2 separate regions of the Homo sapiens genome follow, and region 2 is linked to region 1. Evidence: read pairs that join two places in POLR2A ChIA-PET (ENCODE). Cell type or tissue: HepG2. All regions are shown on one strand.

Evidence for each region. ChIA-PET counts read pairs that join two places held together with the same protein. Peaks named below come from ENCODE experiments on the same cell type or tissue, not always from the same donor. Only the 100,000 strongest peaks of a DNase experiment are listed, where the experiment ranks them.
Region 2: POLR2A ChIA-PET joins it to region 1 with 6 read pairs; 2 of 35 experiments call an interaction of 5 or more read pairs at or near these places.

The regions. Positions count from the first base shown.
Region 1 is chr20:48,123,938-48,128,937 of GRCh38, forward strand. LOC105372640 (a long non-coding RNA gene) reads left to right here. Exons shown (of 2, transcript XR_936803.2): 2 at 1-2,877. Among named protein-coding and RNA genes, the nearest start is that of LINC01522, 140 kb to the left of the region's middle. RefSeq lists an enhancer at 2,037-2,922. In HepG2, a CTCF peak has its summit at 2,652; a DNase peak (open chromatin) is centred at 2,474; H3K4me3 peaks cover 823 bases.
Region 2 is chr20:48,282,294-48,287,293 of GRCh38, forward strand. No RefSeq gene overlaps it. Among named protein-coding and RNA genes, the nearest start is that of LINC00494, 75 kb to the right of the region's middle. In HepG2, no CTCF peak of the experiment used is centred here; DNase peaks (open chromatin) are centred at 628, 1,648, 2,768 and 3,538.

The sequences.
Region 1 (5,000 bases):
ACATCACCTGACACACTGGATCCTCCCCACAGTTACATAGCAGCACGGGCTGTCCCCGAAAACTCGAGATCCACAACCCTCTGACTTCAATGGCGGTAGTACTGGTTCCTCCCTAGGTCTCCAGTTCCATGACCCTCAAACTACACAGCAGCACCAGCTCCTCCCCAGGTCTACAGCTCCACCACCCTCACACTAGACACCAGGACTACCTCCTCCCCGCTCTCCAGCTACACGACCCGCAGATTTGAACAGCAGCAGCGTCTCCTCCCTGTACCTCAAGCCCCATAACCCTCATATATGAACAACAGCAATACCAGCTAATGCCTAGGGCTCCAGCTCCAGGATCCACAGATTTAAACTGCAGCACCAGCTCGTCCAAGGATCTCCAGCTCCACCACCCTCAGACTAGAACAAGACCTCTACTCCCTGGGTCGCGAGCTTCCGGACCCTCGAACTATGAAAACATTGCTCCTCCCTGGGTCCGCAGCTCCACGACCCTCAAACCAGATCAAGATCTCTCCTCCCTGTGTCGTCAGCTTCCTGACCCTTGAACTATGACAACATTGCTCCTCCCTGGGTCAGCAGCTCCACAACCCTCAAACCAGATCAAGATCTCTCCTCCCTGGGTCGCCAGCTTCCTGACCCTCGAACAACAGAAACATTACTCCTCCCTGGGTCAGCAGCTCCATGATCCTCAAACTAGAATGAGACCTCTCCTCCCTGCGTCGCCAGCTTCTGGACCCTTGAACTATGAAAATATTGCTCCTCCCTGGGTCGGGAGCTCCATGACCCTCAAACTAGAACAAGACCTCTCCTCCCTAGGTCTGCAGCTTCCAGTCCCTCAAATAACAACATTGCTCCTCCCTGGATCTGCAGCTCCACGACCCTCAGACTAGAACACGATCTGTCCTCCCTGGGTCACCAGCTTCCGAACCTTCGAACTAAAACAACATTGCTCCTCCCTGGGTCTGCAGCTCCACGACCCTCAAACTAGAAAAAGACCTCTCCTCACTGTGTCGCCAGCTTCTGGACCCTCGAACTACAAAAACATTGCTCCTGCCTGGGTCTGCAGCTCCACGACCCTCAATCCAGATCAAGATCTCTCCTCCCTGTGTCATCAGCTTCCTGACCCTCGAACTATGACAGCATTGCTCCTCCCTGGGCGCACCCTCAAACTAGAACAAGACCTCTCCACCCTGCGTCGCCAGTTTCCGGAGCCTCAAACTAAAACAACCTTGCTCCTCCCTGGGTCTGCAGCTCCACAACCCTCAAACTAGAACCAGACCTCTCCTCCCTGTGTTGCCAGCTTCCTGACCCTTGAACTATGGAAACATGGCTCCTCCCTAGGTCTGCAGCTCCACGACCCTCAAACTAAAACAAGATCTCTCCTCCCTGGGTCTGCAGCTCCACGACCCTCAAACTAAAACAAGATCTCTCCTCCCTGTGTCATCAGCTTCCAGTCCCTCAAATAACAACATTGCTCCTCCCTGGGTCTGCAGCTCCACGACCCTCAAACTAAAACAAGACCTCTCCTCTCTAGGTCTGCAGCTTCCAGTCCCTCAAATAACAACATTGCTCCTCCCTGGATCTGCAGCTCCATGACTCTCAGACTACAACAAGATCTCTCCTCCCTGGGTCACCAGCTTCCGGACCCTCGAACTACGAAAACATTGCTCCTCCCTGGGTCTCCAGCTCCATGACCCTCAAACTAAAACAAGATCTCTCCTCCCTGTGTCATCAGCTTCCAGTCCCTCAAATAACAACATTGCTCCTCCCTGGGTCTGCAGCTCCACGACCCTTAAACTAGAACAAGACCTCTCCTCACTGTGTCGCCAGCTTCCGGACCCTTGAACTATGAAAACATTGCTCCTCCCTGGGTCCGCAGCTCCACGACCCTCAAACTAAAACAAGATCTCTCCTCCCTAGGTCTGCAGCTTCCAGTCCCTCAAATAACAACATTGCTCCTCCCTGGATCTGCAGCTCCACGACCCTCAGACTAGAACAAGACCTCTCCTCCCTGAGTCACCAGCTTCCGAACCTTCGAACTAAAACAACATTGCTCCTCCCTGGGTCCGCAGCTCCATGACCCTCAAACTAGAACAAGACCTCTCCTCCCTAGGTCTGCAGCTTCCAGTCCCCAAATAACAACATTGCTCCTCCCTGGATCTGCAGCTCCACGACCCTCAGACTAGAACAAGATCTCTCCTCCCTGGGTCACCAGCTTCCGGACCCTGGAACTACAAAAACATTGCTCCTCCCTGGGTCTGCAGCTCCACAACCCTCAAACTAAAACAAGATCTCTCCTCCCTGTGTTGCCAGCTTCCGGACCCTCGAACTATGACAACATTGCTCCTCCCTGGGTCTGCAGCTCCACGACCCTCAAAGCAGATCAAGATCTCTCCTTCCTGTGTCATCAGCTTCCTGACCCTTGAACTATGACAACATTGCTCCTCCCTGGGTCTGCAGCTCCATGACTCTCAAACTAGAACAGCAGCACCAGCTCCTTCCTGGACCTCCAGGTCAATGACTCTCAGACTTCAAAGGCAGCAGCAGCTCCACCCCCAGGCTCCAGCTCTAAAACCCTCAGATGTGAGCAGTGGCAGCACCAGCTCCTTTCTGCGTCTCCGGCTTCATGATCCTTAAATTAGAACAGCAGCGCCATCTTCTCCCTGCGTCTCCAGCTCCAGGAACCTCAAACTGCAACAGGAGCACCTGTTCCTCTGGGATTTTCACCTCCACGACCCTGAGGTGTCAGTGGCAGCACTGGCTCCTCCCCTGGGCTGCAGCTCCAGAACCCTCAAGAATAATCCCTTCTCATGAAATGTAGCAGTCAGGAAAACTGCAGAGGAAGTAAATAAATAAATGTTTTCTTTCAAACTGATGTTTCTTTTATATTCACACAAGTCAGGAAACTTTTCTACTTTCCATCAACCTTACAATCTACTTATATTCAATTGTAAGGTGGAAATCCACCATTTGAAATAACCTTTAAAAACTTAGTAACTCTCTTTTACTATGATTTTATCTCACAGCTCTAGAAACGATCTTTCACTTTGCCTGTGCAGAAGTCTTGTGAACATTCAAACTAGAATTTACTTGGTTGAGATTCTAGAATACACGTTATCCCCAGATGTTCCTGCCCTCCTTAAAATCTTCTAACATGTTCCCCTCACCCGAGCATAAATGCCAGGTCCTATCCACAGCCCACAGTGCCCAGCACGGCCCTGCCCTCTGCCCTGACCTTATGGTCTCCCCTCTGCTGTTACTTTCCTCCCAGACAGGCCTCTGTCACTTCCTGAAACCACACAGGCTCAGGCCTGACTCCGGGCCTTTGCCCCTGCTGTGCCCCCTGCGTGGAGCGCCTTTGCCCGGCTCCCCATCCTCCTCTCCACCCGCTCAGCTCCAGCCTGCTGGCTGCCCCTCAGTCCCCGCCCCTCAGCGGGGAGGACATCCAGAACACACGATGTCCTCCCCGCTAGGCCTTTGCACATGCTGTTCTCTGTGCCTGAAACCCCTCCCCCCTCACCATCTGCGTTCACTTTTCTAATTTCCATTCATCCTTGGAGTCTCCACTGAAATATCGCCCCCCCGCCTGCCCCCACCACTTGGACTTAACCTTGCTTAGGTTGAAAACCCCCATCTCCTGAGTCCAGGAAGCTAGATGCTGTCCTGGCACTTGGAACTTTCCCATCACAGCGTTTTGCGCACTCGTAATTTATTCTATTAGGTTGGTGCAGAAGTCATCGCAGTTTTTGTCATTACTTTCAATGAACTGCAGCGCCGGCTCCTCCCCACTTTTGATTGCCATTACCTTTACTGGCAAAAAAGTGCTGGAATTACTGCTGCACCAACCTAATAGAATAATTTATATTTATTGATCCATCATATGTCTTCCCCTCTAGAAAATAAGCTCCATAAGAATAGTGACCAAATCTACTCCAATCACTCCAGCTTCCTTGCACATTGTCAATAATTATTTACCGACTGACTGATAGAGAAATATCTTCATTGTTGCTGGGATGAGCCACATAACATGACACGCCCCTTTGAAAGTCAATGTCATGGACAGTTAGCATTTGCTTTTCACTCCTGCACCCGTGGCTTGGCTGGGCTTAGGCTGATCTAGTCTGGGCTTGACTCCAGGCTGAGGGTTGGAACCCTGCGTGCTCCACATGCCTCTCATCCTGCAGCTGGAGCCAAAGTTCCCTGGGGCACGCTCGTCTCGTGGGAAAAATCAAGAGCATTAGAGGGCAGGCCTGGCAGTGCCGACACATTCCAGGCTTCTGCCTGTGCCGTGTCTACGAACATCTCATTGGCATAAGCAATTCACCCAGACACGAGCAATACCTCCATCTCAAAAGATAGGAAAAGAAAATACCAGTGTTTTTAGGAAAGAAAATACCAGTGTTTTTAGGAAAAGACTGGGGGGTGGGGTGCAGATCTGGGCATTACGTATTCCAATTTCCTATTGTAGAAAATGGGAGCTAATCAAAGGCTTGGCTTCAATGCTTCCAGTTTAGGATCAAAGCCAAAACAACGAAATAGGGGCAATTCAAAGGAACACCCTCTTTACACCTGTTATTTTTATAAGAAATGAAAACCTTTCTTAGGAGACCTGTCACAATCCTCTTCGGTCTTTTGGGCCAGAATGAGTCATAGGGAAGTCCTCACTGTAAAGGGAGCTGGGAAGTATCTGGCAAAGGTGACTGGCATAGCCAAGGCTGGTTTTGACCAATTGTGATCCATTTCCATTTTGCCTAGAAAAAAATCCTGTTAGCAAGTAGGGTGGGGACAGCTGTTGGGTGAGCAAACATCAGCACCTCCTACTTTATCTTCTTCCACCGCCAGCATCCAATCCAGGGGACAGCCTGTTGTTCCCTCCCTCAGATGCCTCCTCTATTGGTCAGCTTGTTTTCTTCCTATGCCTGGTACCTTCATTGGCATTGCACCTTCTCTAGCCTGGACCATAATTGCCCTTAATACCCTACCTCCTGTCCTTT
Region 2 (5,000 bases), 160 kb after region 1:
TTGATAAGTACAATTGTAATGCATTCAAAGTAAACACACTTTAGGGGTTCAACTAGGACTTATTTTAAAAAGAAAGCAAATCAATCAATGATTGGCTACTATGGCGATTTTAGGGTGGGCTGGATGGGGATGAAACTGCATTGGACATTAATACTGCAGAGACAAATTATCAAAAGGAAAATTGACATTAGAGGCCATGGAAAGCTCTTCCAAAGACATGTACCCTTCAAGGATGAATTAACACTGGGTTTCTTCGGGAGCACGGAAGTAAACTGCAATTTTTGAGAAGCTAAAAGAATTTTTTCTAGATGGACCAGGAAAGTCTGCAAGAGTATTTGCAGGGTGGCCAGTCTACTTTTCCACTCTAAGACAATGAACATCAGTCTTCAAAGAGGCACATTCTAGCTACCAGGATACACTTGGTTGTAGGTGGCCAGAAACCCAAGTCCACCTGGCTTCAGATAAGGAAAAGAATCTATGGCCTCCTGCCAAGGAAAAGCCAGTGATAGAGCTGGCCTTGGGCACATCCAATTCCAGAGGGTAAAACCTTGTTATCACATTTCTATCTGTCTCAGAGTGACTTTGCTGGATTGAAATTGCACTGAGACAGATGCCATCCCCTGGTGGCTCAGAAGCCTCAGTTTTACACCTCCCACCCTGTCCCCCAGCAGAGGTCCAGGATGAGGTCTGATTGGCTCTGACTCGGTCACGTGCCATTCCTGAACCAATCATTGTGGGCAGAGTCATGTGAAACCTCATTGGCCAAGCCTGAGTCACATGATCACCCTGGCACAGACCGGAGACCAGCAAAGCTGTGTTTTCTAGAGCAAGCTCAAGAGTGTGGCTTCAGAAGCATGGGGGTGAATGCTGGGTGTGTTAGTCCGTTTTTGCATTGCTGTAAATAAATACCTGAGGCTGGGTAATTTTTAAGGAAAAGAAGCTTAATTCACTCGTGGCGCTGCAGGCCGTACAGAAAGTGTGTTGCCAGCATCTGCCTCTCACGAGGCCTCAGGAAGCTTCCAATCATAGGGGAAGGTGAAAGGGAGCCGGGGCATTACATGGTGAGAGAAGGAGCAAGGTGCGGGGGACGTGCCATATTCTTGTAAACAATCCATTCTCAGAGCAAGAACTCGCTCATTACCAAGGGGATGGCGCTCAGCCCTTGGCAAGATATCCACCCCCATGATCCAGTCACCTCCCACCTGGCCCCACCTCCAACATTGGAGGTCACATTTCAACATGAGATTTGAAGGGGACAAACATCCAAACCATATCACTCCGCAGGTACAAGGCACCTGTCCACTCACGCCCATCCGGGCATGTCATCATCCAGAGTCAACCCGAAGTCCTTGAGCCCTTTGACTCTACTGACCTTTGGGTGCCTGGATCGCAGTAGTCCCGACCTCTGCCCCCACCACCACAAATGCAGGCTGCTCTCAGAGCCTCTGCTACCAGAACTTGGCTTCTGCCCACATCCCTCCCTTTCTCCACACTTCAGCTCCGACACCTGTCCCACGTGCCCTCTACTGACCTCAACTCATTCTGCTTTCCTCTCTCATGTACTAACTGGGGTTCCAGCTGTGTCACCATTCAAGCATCTGAGCTCCCTGACCCATGTGTTGTCTCTGACATCAGCCAGCCGAGGGCCAGCTAGCACGTGGGCGAGAACTGCCTGCCAAGAACAGCCCTGCTCCCTTGACCACATCAGGAAATACCGAACATGAACCCATTGTTTGCTCTGTGAATTGTGCCTCTGGACTCAGGCTAAATGCAGTAAAACTGTATGTCAGTCAGGTTTCGTGGAAACAGAAGGAAAGAGGTACTTTGCATGTATATTTATTGTATTACGTTATACTACAGATGCTCTTCAATTTACAATGAGGTTACATCCTGATTAACCCATCATAAAGTTGAAAATATCATTAAATTAAAAATGTATTTAATACACCTAACCTACCAAACATCGTAGCTTAGCCTAGCCTACCTTACATGTGCTGAGAACACTTACATTTGCCTATAGTTGGGCAAAATCAGCGAACACAAAGCCTATTTTGTTAAAAAGTGTTGAATATTTCATGTAATTTATTGAATTTATTGAAGTGAAAAACGGAATGGTTGTACGGCTACTCAAAATGCAGTTTCTGCTCAATGCATATCACTTTCATACTATCATAAAGTTGAAAAATTGTAAGTCAAACTATCATAAGTTGGAGACCATCTGTACATTGAATATGTGCATATATATGAATATGTATGTGTGTATATATACACATATGCCCTAAAATTATAGAATACAGCAAAGAGTATTCTTTCTACTAGTATTGAAGATTCAGCCACGTATAGATTACAGGACAGAACCACAGTATGAGATCACTCTTAAACATACACAAAGATTTATTTATGGATTTATTTATGGATCACTCTTAAACATACACAAAGATTTATTTATCATCTTCCTCCTTCTCATCATAGCTAATATTATTGAGCACCTTTCTAAGCCCTTTACATTTTTAATGTCATTTACTTCTTTTATCAATCCTCTGAAATAAGTGCCACATTTCTCTTCTTGATTTACACATGAGGAAACTGAGGCACAAAGAAATTCAGTGACTTTCCCAAAATCATGTGGCTGGTAAGCGATGGAGTCAGGTGCATGGTAAGATTGACATTTTTTCACCTTGTGAAGTTGGGGGTGGTCATGTGATCTGTTCTAGCCAATGGAATGTGATGGGAAGTGTGTATGTTGCCTGGGGAAGATGCCATTACCATCCAGTACTGTAAATGTTTTGCATTCTTACCTTGCTGACACATCCTAGATAGCGGAGGAGCTGCCATCACAGGCATATGAGTGAAAGTGTTGTGGAGTAGACATCCCCACTGTCCTGAGATGGATATGGATTTGAACAATAAATAATCCTTGTTTCTTGAAGCTACTGAAATTACGGCTTTTCCCTTTTATGTTACTGCAGAATAACACCAGATTTCAAAGAGGACTTGAGCCTCATGCAAATGTTTTCATTATTTTTAATAAGGGAAATGTATTCATGTGTCATTTGTGTCATTAAAGTGGCACTTCATAAAAAGGAACCTAAGGTGTTATAATGGCAGTAGAATTAATCCTTAGCCTCTGTCCCTAATGTCTTACTCCATTTTATGTTGCTGTAAAGGAATACCTAAGGCTGGGCAATTTATTAACAACAACAACAACAAATAAAACATTTATGTGGCTCCCAATTCTGCTGTCTGGAAAAGTTCAAGACTGGGTATCTAATGAGGGCCTCAGGCAGCTTCCACTCACGGGGGCAAGTGAAGGAGAACTGGCATGTGCAGAGATCCACAGTGGGAGAGGAAGCAAGGCGGAGGGGAGTGTCAGACCCCTTTTAGCAACCAACTATATGGGGAACTAATAGAGGGAGAACCTACTGTCCTCCCCAGGGAGGGAATTAATCTATTAATGAGGGACCCACCCCCATGACCTAAGCACCTCCCATTAGGCCCCACGTTCAACACTGAGGATCAAATTTCAACATAAGGTTTGGAGGGGACAAATATCTAAACCATAGCAACTAATAAATTAAGACATTCCACATATCTGTGTGTTCTCAATGGTTAATGATTAATCATTAAAACCTCACTCTGTATTTAAAGAATTGTGGCTGTAAAACTTTCTAAAAGGTTACACCAGTGTTCATTGCTCTATTCTTTTAAGCCTTCTAGTATTTTTTAAGGTAAGATATTCAGCTATGTCTTCTTAAAGTGTAATTTAACTTCTCCACTGTTGATGTTAAAGAAAATGATCTTTTATGATCAAAAGCTTCTATAGCAGCTGCTCTGTGCCAGGCATGTTGTGAATGCTTTACATATATTAACTCTTTTAAACCTGACAATAGCCCTTTCAGTCAGGTATTATTATTGCCTATCCCAAAGTTAGTGAGTTAAAGAGCCTGACTTTGGTCCTAGGCAGTCTAGTTCAGCGTCCTCACCTTTAATGACCATGTTACTCTGTCTATCTACACCCCAGGGATCAAGAACAGTGTTTGCTCCAAAATAGTTCACTAATGATTATTATTTGAGTTAATGAGCAAGTGAATGAATGAACTGCACTTCCCAAAGTCTTTTCATTTACATTATTTCATTTAAATGTTGCAGCAACCCATTGTTCATTGACTGTGTGGCTAGTATCCCCAGGTTACCAACGAGAAAACTGAGTCCTGGCAAGGTGGAAGGTCAAGTTACCCCACTGGGAGGTAGCAGAGCTGGGCCTCAAATACAAAGCATTTTAACTGCTAGTTCATTGCTCTTTCCACTTCTATATAATTAAGGAGACTGACTGAGTGCAGACCATAAGTCATTGACATTATTTTTAATCAGTTGGGAGATTCCAGATAAACCATTCAGATTTCTGATTTGTCTTTAAAGAAGAAGGAGGAGATTTGGCTGCACGGGGCATCATTCCCACAGGCAGCCATCTGTCCCCTGGAGCTGCCACCTCATGGCCTGCAAGGGTTCATCCACCCCCACAGCAGTCTTCAGAGAGGAGAAATTATCAGGCTCTCTTTACTAAAGAGAAAACTGAGGTCTGGTCCTAATGCTAGAGGCAGTGGGGTCAGCTCCAGAGCCATCCCTTAAATGTCACCTGTGCTGAGGCTGAGACTGGGGCCTGCAGCATGGACAGGGGAAGGCACAAAACAGGCCTCAGAGTGAGGAGTGTTTCCTTTCGACTGAGGTTCCTGAGAATGGAGAGAAATATTTTCCCTTTTAAAGGAGATCTGTGCCCGCCCTAATTCTCCAGCTTGCCAGGAAAAAAAGTGCAGCTGCTGTTCCAGGCCTCAGAACAAATGAAAGCAAAGAAAAGGGTTTCTTTCTTCCCTTGCAGGGGACAGATGACCTTGCTGCTTCCTCTGAGATGACACCCACGTGGAGGTCTGCATTGGTTCTGTATTTCCCTGCTCTCTCTTGTTGCTTGAGGAAAGTTCTGAGCCGTCTCTGCCATAATAAGG